Linked DNA regions of Homo sapiens: all the other regions are linked to region 3. The links are chromatin contacts, found by Hi-C or POLR2A ChIA-PET in ENCODE. All regions are on one chromosome and are shown on one strand. Each heading gives the region's core, a stretch centred on a gene start or an enhancer-like site at or near the end of the contact. The rest is flanking DNA. Distances are from core to core; before and after follow the strand shown. Region 1 overlaps LOC105374313 (a long non-coding RNA gene). Region 2 has its middle 54 kb from the start of LINC01213. Region 3 holds the start of LINC01998 (long intergenic non-protein coding RNA 1998).

Region 1 (4,797 bases), core at 1,104-3,603, 66 kb before region 3:
TTTTAAAATTATTCCCATTCCCTAGAGATTATGCCCCAGCTCAAACCTTCTCTGGCATACATATTGCAAGAACTGCCTCATGCATTATCTCATATTCTTAAGAGAATACACTGTCATCTTTGCCTGAGTCAAGAGGAGGCCCTGGCAGCACGGGCTATGTTACTATTTATAAAGCATGTTTTATACATGCTAGAGGATGCCAAATGTATTAAGTCAATGAGAGTCATTTGCACAATGCATGTGGGATCAGGATATAAAATGATTTGAAGTCCTTTTTTGGTACAGAGAATATTTTAATGTTATATAAAATCTACAGATCAGCTTGCAAACAGAATTTTTTTAAAATCTGGCAAAACTGTTTTTATAAGGACCATTTCTGTTCTCTTAGAACTTTTTCTAATACTCACCTTTAACTAAATAGGGTTCAGACAGTGGTTAGTAAAACCCTTAAATGATTGTGCCACCAACCACTATTTTAAAAACACCTCAGCTCCTTGGTTACCTACATTGCCTACACAGGATGAAGTCCCAACCCTTTAGCACTTGCAGTTTCTGTATCCTTTCAAGTCTGGTCCCAAACCTCCCTTTGCAACTTTGTCTCTGCCTGTCAATCCTTTCTTAGTGATCCACTATGGATTATAACACTTTATATCATGATTGGTTTAAAATATATCTTTCCCTCTCTATAACATCTTTTTTTATTAACCATAATATCCTGTCCCTCTCCTCTGCCTACGTCTAAGAACCTAATACCTGAAATACAGTAGGTAATCAATACATGTTTGTTACTAATAATAGCTAAAAAGTTAAGAATGGCTAGCATTACTATGTTCTAAGACCTTTGCTTATGTTTTCTCATTTAATCATCACAACTTTGTGAGAGTGATACCATTATTATCCCCATTTTATAGACGAGGAAACTAAGGCACAGAGGTTAATCAACTTGGCCAAGATTCTAACAACAGATGACAGAACTGAGATTGAATCTAGGCAGTACTAAATCTCCAAAATCCTGGTTCTTAACCTACACTAAGTGAAATTCATTGCAAAATGAAAAGTATTCACCATGTCATTGGGACAGAGACCACATGTAGGGGAGCAGTATAGTTTTTTTGATAGATGCACAGCTCTGCAGATGGACTACTTTGGTTTAAATTTTGTTTTTAACATGAGCAGCTTTGTGAGTTCGGAAAATTTAAATTTTACTTAAATTTTCTCAGCCTTGTTTCCCCATTCATTAAGTGTGAAGAATAGCAGCCCCAATCTGATAAGATCATAGTGAACATTAAATAATACAATCTTTATGAAGCCTGCAGGATAATGCCTAGCATATCATAAGAGCTCAATCAATACTGTATACATGTAGATATTATTACCAGCTCAAAGACCTGGATTTATTGCTAATTGCTGTCTTGGAGTGAATATTCCAAATGCTTTGGCAAATAGGTCATTCGTTCCCCAGTCACCTGCTTCATGCGCAAATCTGTGCATATATGTACACTGGTCACACGCACAGGTGACATGAACATGGAATTACAAGACTCCTAATTCGACTAGATGGCCTTCCAAAGTGCATTCTGCACCAGTCATATTTGTTAGGGCTTTCCAGGGAATCAATAAACAGTGCTTCAGTGTCACAACACGACAGCACTTGGAGACCTTCTGGTTCCAACATTCCATGAATCAAAGATTAAGGCCTCTCCTAGCCCTTAGGCAGTCATGAGAATTTAGAAATAGAGAAAAGATTGGAGCTCCATCCAGAACCTGGAAAAACACCGTCCCTTCAACTGATCTACTATGACACCAGCACCCAGCATCCAGCCCACAAGCCTGGCTAAGCTTGACTTTCCGGAGACTAAACTCTCATTGCGTTCTTCTCCTATTAGGAGGGAGCCGGATGGGATTTGACCATGACCTCATATGTACTCTTGTTATATTTCTAGTGGGTCCAGGCAGCTGTGCCCTGAAAATACAGCTCTGACTAGAGGAAATACGATCTCTTTTCTTTCATCACCAAAGCTCCAAGCTAAAGCTAAAGGTAAACTAAACTTCTGAAAAGGAAAAGGAGAAATCATCCAGCCCAATTCAGAAGAATGCTGGGAGAGAGGAAAGGCAGAGTAAACAGTGTTTAAAGACGAAGCAGCAATAGACCATGGCAATGATCACAGTGGGTAAATGCAGAGCCTCCAGCCTGCACAGATGGGGAGCTCACCTCCTTCACCCCCAACTGCAGGCAGGACAATTGCTAAACAGCCTTAAATTCAGGCTGATATTAGTCAGGCTTTACTGATGAGAAAGGGCTTGGAGCACATCTTAAGCTGCCTGGGGTCGTGAGTCAGCTGTACTTTCAGAGGAAGTGGTCACTGGGAGGGGAAAATAGAATCATAGATGTTAGTGTTGGGAGGAATTTACTCAGTTCTGCCCCTCATTTTGCCTGGGGAGGAACCAAGGGTCAGAGTGAGTCCACTTGCCCAACGTCACAAAGTGAATTTGGGGCAGAGCGTGACTGTTCTGTCCCTTTCCTACTCTGTCCCTTTCCTCCTGACACTTTACTCCTCCTGCAGCTGGCTCACGTGCGGCCCTTCCATCCTACCCTCTAGTCAAGCCTCTAACATAACGCAGGCTGCATATTGGAGCTGTGCCACCCCAGTGTGCTGCACAGTGGAAAGGAGAATGCGTGACGGCATTACATAGGAAATGTCATGGCGTCTGTTTTTCCTCCCACTTGTGGAAATTAACTTCATTTTGGATCCCATATATGAGGTTAATTTTCCACCCAAAGGACAGACTACAAAGCTCCCAGATTAAAGAAAGAACTGAGAGCTACATCACTCAGGGAGCTTTTCCTAAGCAAGCAGAAGGAGGTGCCAAATATGTTTCCAAACACTGGACACAGTCATTCTTTTGCTACATGCGGCTAATGCTTATCAACATTTTCTTAGCAAGAAAAGAAAGAGAATCAATGTCAGAATGCTTCTAGTAACTTTTATCGAGTACTTATTGTTTGCCAGGTAGTTTTATTTCATCCTCAACAACACCATTTTTTTTTTTTTTGAGACAGAGTCTCGTTCTGTCGCCCAGGCTGGAGTGCAGTGGCACGATCTCAGCTCACTGCAAGCTCTGCCTCCCAGTTCAAGCCATTCTCTTGCTTCAGCCTCCCAAGTAGCTGGGACTACATGCACCCGCCACCACGCCCAGCTAATTTTTTGTATTTTTAGTAGAGACGGGGTTTCACCGTGCCATTTTTTTTAAAAAAAGGAAATAGAAGCACATAGAGGTTAAGTAACTTTCCTAAAGCCTTGCAATTAGTAGTCTGACTCCAGGACTTGATTCTTCATCATGCTTTCCACTCTCTTGTAAGACTGCATATAATTCTTGCTTTAAAGCATGGGTTTAGTCATTCTCTTCAAATTTCTATTCGCTTCATGAAGTCTTAAGTAAAGAACCCCTCTTGTTATTATTATTGATCAATATCTGAACCAAATCTAACAGCTGAGATGCTGGTGTTCTGTTGATTTGCAGTTCTCACAAAATGTTCCTTTAACAAGATTTCTTTCTGTTTAAATGTGCTACAGGCTATGTAACCAATGTTAAAATGTTGGTATATTTCCTTCCTGCCATTTTCCTTTTTTTTTTAACGTGATAAAAACCACAGCCACATTCAATTTCTTGACTGCTCATTTACCATTTTTTAATGAATAAATAAATAACATTTCATTGAGTAGCTCTTTCATTATAAGCTTATGATGATACATAAGTAGGGCACATAAAACCCTATGATGAGATGTTTGGGCTGTTTCAAAATTCCTTATGTCATCAACAATGGTAATACATTATTCTTTATTTACTAGATATATTTTATTCCAGGTTAACAGAGATTTTATTCTCTGAAGGAGGCTCAAAGCAGGGTTTGTGTGTTTATGAGTTCAGGTGGGAAGAGTTTAAGGAATGCATCTGGGTCATGAGCCAACCTAGAAGTCTCAGTAAGTTCAGTGAGCAACATGAAAGGCCTGCGTACGTCAGTAGCAGCAACAGAAGCAGTTGCCACACCAACCAAGAGAATATGTGCAAGAGATTTCAGAAAGCCAGAAACATCACTAGGTCTCAATGTCCCAAGTGAAGAGAAAACTCTCATATTACAGGAACACTGACTACCAATCCACACGGAAGCAGTTTTTCTGAAAGTGACATAACAATTGTGTTTTCCAGATTACTCAGGGCATTCTTAGCTCTTTGTGATCAATAAAATTGACAGCATGCATGCACATCCACACAATCCAGAAGTGATCGCTTTCTGCTCATTCATGTAACAGAGGTGGGAGACCTTGGGATGATGAGGCAGAAAGGCCCGAGTTAGGATCTCAGCTTTACCCCTTCCGGCAATATGACTGTTAGTTAACATGACTATTTCTCAGTTTTCTCACATGTAAAATGGGAATCCCATTTAAGAGAATGAGTAAATAAATGAATTTTAAAAAAATGAAAACAACAAAACATTACATAAATTTTAGCTCTTAGATATTGTTAGGGCATGTAGAAATGCTGACTATTTTATAATCCTTATCCATCTTGGAGGCTTAGGGTGGAAGTGGTTATATAAGTGTTTTATACTCATTTAATAGGGTAGTTTGAGATTTTTAAGTGGGAGATATTGATAAATGTTTTATTTCTCCTGCTGTAGGAGTCTCTTTTGAGACTCCTATCTCCCTGCCCCTGCCCCCCAAGACGGCCCCAGTGGTATTCAAAGTCTGAGCAGTGGTGTCTCCAGGGGCCTGAGCAGCTTTTCTATTGCTAGGC
Region 2 (4,607 bases), core at 921-3,420, 100 kb before region 3:
CATCCTTGCCAACTTACCCTTTGTCTTTTTTATAATAGCCATGCTGACGGGTGTGAGATCTGAGGTTTTAATTTGTATTTCTCTAATGATTTAGTAATGTTGAACATTTTTTCATGTATCTGTTAGCTATTTGTATGTTTTCTTTTGAGAGTTATGTATATAAGTTGTTTCCCAATTTTTTAACTGTTTTTTTCTTGCTGTGGAGTTGTCCAAGTTTCTTAAATATTTTGGATATTAACCTTTTATCAGATGTATGGCTTGCAAATATTTTCTCTCAATCTGTAGGTTATTTCCTTTGCTGTGCAGAGCTTTTTAGTTTGATGCAATCCCATTTGTCTATTTTTGCTATTGCTGCCTATGCTTTTGGGGTTAAATGAAAAACTCATTGACCAGATTAATGTCATGTAGGTTTTCCCCTATGTTTTCTTCTAGGAGTTTTACAGTTTCTGGTCTTACTTTTAAGTCTTTAATCCATTTGAGGTGACTTTTTGTATATGGTGTGAGATAAGGGTCCGATTTCATTCTTCTGCATGTGGATATTCAGTTTTCTAAACACCATTTATTGAAGAGACTAGGCTTTCTCCATTGTGAATTCTTGGCACCTTTGCCAAAAATCAATTGACCGTAGATGTGAGAGATAATTTCTGGGCTCTCTATTCTGCTCCATTAGTCTATGTGTCTAGTTTTTTGCCAGTACCATGCTGTTTTAGTTATTGTAGCTTTTTAGTATGGTTTGAAATCAGATAGTGTAGTGCCTCCAGCTTTGTTCTTTTTGCTCATAATTGCCTCTGCTATTCAGGTTTTTGTGGTTCCATATGAAGTTTAGTATTTTTTTCTATTTCTATGAAAAATGACACTGGAATCTTGATAGGGATTGCATTGAATCTGTAGGTTACTTGGACAGTTTTATATTCAGGCAAGGTAGAACAATGGAACAGAGTAGATCATTCTCAAACTCACACACAAATGAACACGATTGATGACAAGGGTGGTACTGTAGAACAGTGGGAAGAGGAGTGTCTTTCCAACAAATAAACCTGGGACAATTGGAAACCCAAATAGGAAAAATAAAACTTGACCACTACCTTCTGTCTAATAAAATGTCAATTCCAGGAGACTAGGCCTAAATGCAAAATGCAAAACAATAAAGATTTGAGAGGTAATATAGGACAATGTCTTCCCTCAGGGTAGGGAAATATTTTTTAAATAAGATACAAAACAAAAATCATAAGAGTTATAAATTGAGTTTCATAAAAATTAAGAACCTCTGTTCCTAAAGAGACACCAATTAAACAAATGAAAAACAAGCCTTGACTGAAGGACTATATCTCAACATATGTAACTAATAAAGGCCTCTTAACCAGAATATATAAAGAATAAGTACAAATAACTAAGAAAAAGGCAGACCTTGGGAAATTGGCCAACAGACTTGAATAAATAATTCTCAAAAGAGGATATCTACATAGACAAGAAACATATGGGAAGTGCTTGACTTCACTAGTAACTAAGAAAATGCCAACTAAAACACCATGAAGTATCCTGACCCCACCCATCAGAATGACAAAAATGAAACTGGCTGACAATACTAACTTTTGCAGATGATAAGGAGCAAAGGGAACCCTCATAGTCTTGATGAGAGTGTAAACTGTTATATTTCCCTTGGAAAGCAGTTAGTCATTGTTTACTGAAGTTGAAGGTATGTGAACCCTATGACCCATCAATTACAAATACTTGCACAAATGTCCCCAAAGTCATAATATACAGGATCCCATTTATGGGCCTCCCCAGATTGCTCTGGACGTTGTCAAGTCCCCAGATCATGATTTTATAACAACAAAGAAGCCTGCGCTCCTGTCCTAGGAGGAAACATTTCATGTGTAGTTACTGATAAGCAAGACCTTAAGATAATTTAGTCTTCTTTCCGTTCCTGGGTTCATTCCCAGACAAAGGTGATGTCAGGCTTGTACTGTGCGCTAAATTCCCACAGCCCAGCGGCTCTGGCTTTTTCGGTAAAATTTTTAGGCGGAAGATAAGGTGCGTTTTTCATTTGGTACTCGCCCTTCAGAAAGGAGCTAACTGTTCAGGATGCCGCTGGTCTTGTTTCGTAACAACGCTAGATGGAGCTCCTTCTTTTCGTTCCTTCTTGACTCTCGCCAGCAGCGTGGGCCCCGCAGTTTCTCACAACCCTGAGCGGGTGCCCTTGCACTTCCCGCAGGACAAGGACGTCGCCGTCCACCACCCAGGAATTAATTCGCGATGTCTTTACTCTGGGGGAGGGTGCAGTGCTCCTTTCCCTCAGGACAGCTAAGAGGCTTAAGGGGTGTTCTAGTCAGCTTCATTCTTCTGCTTCTAGGCAAGCGTGAGATCAAATGATTTCGAACCTACAGTTCACTGCCTTTTCCTTAGAGACGGGAGGGAAGCGGAATCCATGAACTCCCACTTCAGCGACAACCTTGATTATAACCTTCTGAGTAGCAACTATCTCCCCCTAGCATACAAAGAAGGACTCAATACATTTTTTATTGTTTACTGAAAAAATAACATTACATCATCGTAGGGAAAAGGAAGAGAATTAGCAGGAGAAATGAGTAAATGATTGGTCTGTAATCCACATGTACTGGGGTCACTCTGCTCCTGACCAACCTACACCTCCACCCCCACAAAGCTGATAGTAAATTCCTAATGAGAATAGTCTCGGCTTCAGTGTTGCCTCTGCAAGGCAACCATTCATTCTCAAGCAGAGCCTCCATTCATCACCATATCCTCTGCTTTATTTTTCTCATGTATTTATCTGTTCAGTTATTTATTGTCTGTCACTCCATTAGATTGTGAGTTCCCATGGACTTTGTCTATCTAGTTCCAGGCATGGTCCTCATGCTCTGGAATAGTCCTAGGCACATATTGGGTGCTCAATGTTTGTGGAGTGAATGGTCCTGTGATTCCAAGCTCCATCTGGATCCATTTTGTTTATGGGTCTTCTCCTGCCTGTATATGCTGTCTGCATTCCACAGTTTGTCAACTTGTCTGTGGAACTGTAGCCCTTCCTTAGGTGCCCCTGAAAAACCTCCCATAGAAGGTGTCTTTGATGTGAAAACCTCCACTGAAAATTTGGGTAGACAGCGGGAGCTACATAGAGGTGACCAGACAGTCTAACGCTCAACATTCATGTTTCCTGGATTTAACAGTCTCGTCTCCATCCCCATCACTGAGACCATCCATAATGCCCCATCCCGTGGACCCCTCTGGCATCTCAGAGTCTTGCTGTCACCTCTCTCTTTTCATCTCTTTTCCTTTTTTCAACTCTTTTCATACTTTTATGCTGAATAACTCAATTCAACTCTTCCTAGATCCTTCTCTGAGCCCAGGTTTGCCCATCTAAAACCCATCAATGTACTAGCCAAACTACAGAGCAGTCTCCCTTAGAAAACCTAAAGTTCAGAGATAGAACAGTGTTTTCTTATAATAGCGCCCCCTTTTCTTTACAACTAAGATGTTCACCAGTTTATCTGATTCTGTTACTTTACCTTTCTGTCCCCCAAAATAGTTAGAATAAATACCCAGTGTCCTTCCTATCCTCCAACATTTTTAGCTAGAATAAAAGTGATTTAAAAGATGACAGATGGAGACCTTGAGGTAGATAAATAAACCACTAAAAGTATGGAGCCTAAGGCTAAGTGTAGAAGTGGCGAGAGACAGGGAAACTTTCTTTAACCTTGCCTTGATGATTGCCTAAGACGTAGGTGGGGTGTCTGTATTTATTAGCCTAAGATCTGTATTCATAGGTGGGAGGAGTTGAAAAGAGTCATCATTTAGATTCTTGAATTTCCTTTGCTCCCCATAAGCCTCCTCTGGCCTTTCACATGTGTTAAGTAAAACTAGCTGCTGAAACAGATACACCTATAATCTCAGAGATTTAATAAGGTTTATTTTCTATTCACATCAGAGTCCAAGACACATTGTATGGCCTTCCATGTGAACGTTCAGAGGCCCAGGCCCCTTCCACCTTGTGGTTCCTCTTCCTCTTCGTCCTCTCAGTAGCGGGCAGTTAGGGAAAGAGACTGGGAAATACATCTGCTTCTTACCCACTTGGCCATTTACAAAGCTCTTCTGCTCACATTTTATTGGGCGAACCAATTAATTGGCCCATATATGCGTAAAGGTTGATGAGGTTGGGAAATGTAGCCGCTGACTGGCTAGGAAGAACATGGGTTTTTGCAGTCAAATAGCTATGTTTGTCACACCCCTGAAAGCAAATTTTCATCTGGAGATTAGTCTCACGTCGTCGGACTTCTTACCTTTTTCTAGCATCATTTTTTATTGTTTTAAGCATGAGGCCTCTCTCCATCCCGTATAAGCCGCCCAAATGTTTCCCTTTCTCTCAGACTTGCACCCCACTTAACACCTTTCCTATCCCTGAAAAAGTTCATTTATTTGTAGGGGGGCGCATCTATACATTGACCTGTTTCTTGACTCTAGTCTTTCTGTCCTTGGCCAAGACTCTGTCTCTCTGTTTCTGACGCCTCTTCATGAATGCACTGTCGCAGTCTCAGGAGTCCTCAGGGCTCAAAAGAATCCTGATTCCCCCTGCTCAGCCAGGGGCTACATTT
Region 3 (4,830 bases), core at 371-2,870:
CAAGCCTGCAGAGACACACCCTGCCTCTCAAAACAGTGCCATTTATGTGAAATATATTGGGACATCTCTTAACATCTAATGAATATAAATTGCTTTACAGTTGAATCTTGATTCAGAAGGACTAATATCTACAGTTAACCTTGCAGCTAGAATAGTTCCCTACCCCTTATTGGAATAGGTGTCTAACTCCAAGATTTCTTTCCAAATAATACATTATCTCACATCTACAGAGGTGTGATCTAGTATTGTAAAAGCACGTTCACATCTACCATTACATCTGATCTTCACAAGAAATGTGAGAGGGAGACAAGGCAGGTACCACAATACCCATTTTACAGATGAGAAAACTGAAGTCCAGGAAGATTCACTAATTTGCACCAAATCTCACAACTAGGAGGGGCAGTAGTGGGGCTCAAATCCAGTGACCAGTAAAGGGTTCTGTCCAACACTTTATACCACTTCCCTGAAATGGTTTTCATTTTGCAAGAGAAATAAGGCTTCATCTGCAACGATGAGTTAAATCTCAATTTGTTTAAATGACAAAGAATAAAAATAAGTAGTTTCTTTTAGTCCCAGCCAGAAAAGCAAGCATGATACTGGATTGTTTAAGTATGATATATATGAGAATGTGATGCTGTCATTTTGTTGGTTGCTTTTTTTCCCCCACGGAATCAGTTCTGTACTCATTTTAGTTCAACCAGCATTGAACAGAGCAACCACTATATAGCAACCAATATGTCCTGGCTCTTGTCCCAACAGTCCTTTGCGGAGACAGACAAGTAAACAGATAACACCTCACAGTGTTCTGAGTCCTGTGATCTAGAAGTATGCACCGGCTGCTAGGAGAGCCCAGGGGAGGCAGTGTCAATTAAGAAAGGCTCTTTTTTTTTTTTTTTTTTTTTTTGAGACGGAGTCTCGCTCTGTCACCCAGGCTGGAGTGCAGTGGCGTGGTCTCAGCTCACTGCCAACTCCGCCTCCTGGGTTCATGCCATTCTCCTGCCTCAGCCTCCTGAGTAGCTGGGACTACAGGCACCCGCCACCACACCCGGCAAATTTTTTGTATTTTTAGTAGAGACGGGGTTTCACCGTGTTAGCCAGGATGGTTTCGATCTCCTGACCTCGTGATCTGCCTGCCTTGGCCTCCCAAAGTGCTGGGATTACAGGCGTGAGCCACTGTGCCCGGCCAAGAAAGGCTTTCTGCAGGGGGAGACATCTAAGATTAGTTGTGAAGGATGAGTAGGAGTTCTTCAAACAAAGAAGGGTGGAAGGAAATTCCAGGCATGTTCAGAGATGTGGAGATTGGAGACAGCAAGAATAAACACAGTTTCTGCCAAGGGGCACAGTTTCTGGAAAGTAGGGGGGAGGGCCATTTTAAAGGGGAATGGCATGTAATCATAATCATCACTAATGCTCACATAGTGCTTGCCACGCACCAGGCTATATTCTAAGCACTTTACATATACAAATGCATTTTTTTTTTTTTTTTTTTTTTTTTGAGACGGAGTCTCACTCTTTCGCCCAAGCTGGACTGCAGTGGCGCTATCCCGGCTCACTGCAAGCTCCGCCTCTTGGGTTCATGCCATTCTCCTGCCTCAGCCTCCCGAGTAGCTGGGATTACAGGCGCCCACCACCACGCCCGGCTAATGGTCTCGATCTCCTGACCTCGTGATCCGCCCGCCTCGGCCTCCCAAAGTGCTGGGATTACAGGCGTGTACAAATGCATTTAATCCTCACAGCCACCCTGAAAGGTAGGTGAAATTATCACCCCCAATTGCAACAAAGAACAGAGGCACAAAAATGCAAAGCAACTCGGTCAGTATTTCATGGCTTATACTTTCAACACTGTGCTATTAGACTATCTTTCAAAAGTGTGTGTGTGTGCATGTGTGTGAAAGAGAGAACATGAAAAACTCCAAAGACAGAAACAAAGAGACCAAAGTTTGGGGAAACATATAAATTTTGGAAAAAATTAAACCAATGGAGGGGCTTTATTCTAGAGAAGAGGGCTGAGAAGGCAGCATGAAGAAAATGAGCCTCAGTAATATTAAGGAGCCTGTACGTTAACTCAAGTAAGAATTTTCTGCCAATTAGAAGTAAGCTAAGTCAGACACGCGTCACCCAAGGGAGCTGCCAACTCTACTTGCTGCAGGTTGTGCTCCTTGGAAATGTTTTGAATTGGTCTGAATCCTGCCAGCTGACTTGAGCAGGATGTGAAGAAGACACATAAGTTTGTTGGAATGTGTAAACTCTTTGAGTGCACATGTTCGATAAATATTAATTGATGGCAAACCAAATTTAGTGCTATAACTAAGATTAGTAACATTAATTGAGAACACTTCTCATTTTATACATAGTTGTTATGTTTCATGGCCAACAGGTAAAAATTCTATAAGGAAAATTTTGCATTTTCTATCTTCTCTTTTTTAAGGACTTTGGTATAGATAAGCTATCACTGGTTATTAAGAAGTTCCATGTTCAATTTGCAATCCACTTCTGGCAAGGTAAAAAGAACTTTGTGATATTAGTTTAATTACTAATCTTTTCCCCATTTCATCTTGTTTTTTCAACACTTATTTCCTCCCCATATTCACTATTTAAAAATAAATTATTGCAGTATATGTATCGTTGAAAATGACAAATTTTTCTGAAACAAGATAGGGTATAATTAAATACACATGTAAACCAGATGTTACTTGGAGACTACTTGCAGATTAGGTAAAAATTAGTTTATCCCCAACCTCAGGACCTCAAGGTATCTCCATGATTTCTGCACTCCTGTGGGCCATGTCAGTTCAGCCCTATTTATTCATTTTTTTAGCTCATTCTTTCAACAAGTACTTACTGACCTCCTACTACATCCCAGGCATTATTATAGGCAATAACAACAACACAATGGTGCAAAACACAGGCAAGTTCCTGTTGTGGCAGAATTTAAATTCCAGTGGGTGAGAGGCAAACAAACGAAAGGGAGGAATTCAATGCAAGAAAAGAGATTTTCAGATAGTGAAAAGTTTGATGAAGAAAGTGAAACAGGGTCCTGTGAGCTCCTGAGATGTAGTGAATTTCCCCTTGGGGGTTAGGGAAGTCTTCCCTTGAAGGTGGCTGCTGGCTGAGGCCTGGATGGCCAGCTTGGCAGCCTGTAAATCTGGAGGAGGGGTTCCTGGCAAAGGGAACCACCAGGGCCAAAGCTTTGAGGCCAGGCTGAGCTGCGCACATTTCAAAGACAAGGGAGGCCTGAGTGGCTGAGATTAGTTGCACTCAGGAGAGAAAGGGTGGCTATGGGGGATGAGCAGCCGGAAGGGGCCAGATCACACAGGGCTTTGTAACCAGAAGAAGGAGGTGGACGTTTCTTCTAAGTGGGAGTCCTAAGGGATCTGATTGCTGATTTTTAAGAGGTCAGTGTTTCTGTTTTGTGGAGAGAAGATTGAACAGAAGCAGAAATGAAAGCAGAACACCCATTAAGAGATTCTTGCGTTGAGAGCGAGGCTGCTTGAACTACAAGGTACTGGACATTCAGGCAGAAGTAGACAGAGGCAGTTTCTGTTGTAGAGATACTGAGAGAGGCAAACCTTCCTCCTCAGTCTCCCACCTACTCCCTTTGATGGCTTCTGCAAGAAACTCAATTGAACCAACTGGGTTTTTTGGAATTTTACAAAAGATTTGCAGGGCCCTGAGGAGGGGTTCACTTTGGGGAATATGTGGGTATCTTGGATACCGCCCCCTTTGTCTCACTCTGCCCTTTTTAAGGGTCCCTGGTGCCTATCCATGGCCTTCCCCTCTATCCAAATCCTCTAACATATGTAATCCTGCCCCCACAACCAGCTTCCTCCAAGGGAGCAGCCCCTGTGCACCAATATCAGTTTCAGATCATTGCAAGCATATTAACTCACACAGAAATCCACCCACATTCCACATTAAATATTATTTACATGAGTTGACTTGTGGCTGACTAGATGATATGGTATTACAGTTTGCAGACATTTAATTAGACATTTATCTTTATTTTATGATTTACTTTTCTGTTGTTGTAATCTATATATATATATTTTCAGATCTCAAACATTTTGTGGGCCATTACAAAGCTCATGTCCCCTATGTCTGTGGGGCCTAATGATTCAAACAGCCGTGACCAGGCCTGCCTGTGTGGCCCAGCCTGGCTGGCATTCAAGTGAATAACATCATCTCCATCTCACTGCACAGAAGTATGAACTGCGGTGTCAGCAGGTTTCCATGACACCACCGGTGATGTAGAGCACACATCTCTCCCACACTCTGCTGGTTACCAGGCCCTGGCAGTACAGACCAGGCCTCCTGGGTTGCCTTCCTCCTTCCGGCTCACAGGTTCCTCTTCACTCCCATGCTCTGCTCCCCAGACCTCTGGCCCAGAAGGAGTGACCCAGAGCCTGAGGCAGGAGAAATTTTGAGGCGGAGACTGGAGCTGAGGATGAGGCCCAGGCCCGGCTAGAGAGAAAACACTGAGAAGGGACTGAGGCCCCCACATGCTGGAATCTTGTGAAAAGAGGTGAAGGCAAAGCTGGGGATGAGAGAGAGAAGACGGAGCAGGAGATTAGCAAGGAAATAAGGTGGGGAAACAGCTGGGAAGACAGACATGCATCTGGAAGATTCCAGAAAAGGCCATTTCATCCAGCCCTGCTCCAGCAGTTTGTATTTCAGCAGCCTCACGGGACACCTGGCCTTTCCTTTCTGACATCGTTCTCCATCCATCCAGCACCTCTTGGAGATCACAAGGGGCTCTCCACATGAGACTTTTGAAACTAAGAAATAGATTTGGGTGTTGCACGTGTTTGCTCTGGAGCCACATTGCTTGGG

The links. A loop is a pair of places that touch in the nucleus more often than their neighbours do. ChIA-PET counts read pairs that join two places held with the same protein, here RNA polymerase II (POLR2A). Pooled maps may share reads with other maps.
Region 1: a loop to region 3 is called in a map of sigmoid colon, with 5 times the contacts of the local background. The contact joins the enhancer-like site here to the promoter of LINC01998 in region 3. A Hi-C loop is called at or near these places in 6 of 168 maps with a recorded cell type or tissue (gastrocnemius medialis, mammary epithelial cell, naive thymus-derived CD4-positive, alpha-beta T cell and 2 more), 1 of 37 single-sample maps with no recorded cell type and 4 of 50 pooled maps. POLR2A ChIA-PET finds 5 or more read pairs at or near these places in 6 of 52 experiments (AG04450, BJ, MCF 10A and 3 more).
Region 2: a loop to region 3 is called in a map of PC-3, with 4 times the contacts of the local background. The contact joins the enhancer-like site here to the promoter of LINC01998 in region 3. A Hi-C loop is called at or near these places in 7 of 168 maps with a recorded cell type or tissue (IMR-90, PC-3, left cardiac atrium and 4 more), 3 of 37 single-sample maps with no recorded cell type and 13 of 50 pooled maps. POLR2A ChIA-PET finds 5 or more read pairs at or near these places in 3 of 52 experiments (BJ, HEK293T and PC-3).

Annotation. Positions count from the first base shown.
Region 1 is chr3:150,145,112-150,149,908 of GRCh38, reverse strand. The region is part of intron 2 of LOC105374313 (a long non-coding RNA gene); the gene reads right to left. Among named protein-coding and RNA genes, the nearest start is that of LINC01998, 66 kb to the right of the region's middle. Within about 2 kb of position 2,353, at least 11 of the 41 ENCODE cell types and tissues checked have a DNase peak (open chromatin) inside an H3K27ac peak, as active enhancers do; they include gastrocnemius medialis, psoas muscle and sigmoid colon, where a contact is called at or near this core.
Region 2 is chr3:150,181,859-150,186,465 of GRCh38, reverse strand. No RefSeq gene overlaps it. Among named protein-coding and RNA genes, the nearest start is that of LINC01213, 54 kb to the left of the region's middle. Within about 2 kb of position 2,170, at least 12 of the 41 ENCODE cell types and tissues checked have a DNase peak (open chromatin) inside an H3K27ac peak, as active enhancers do; they include PC-3 and psoas muscle, where a contact is called at or near this core.
Region 3 is chr3:150,078,604-150,083,433 of GRCh38, reverse strand. It overlaps LINC01998 (long intergenic non-protein coding RNA 1998), which reads left to right and starts at 1,620. Exons shown (of 3, transcript NR_183737.1): 1 at 1,620-1,748; 2 at 2,429-2,501; 3 at 4,053-4,830.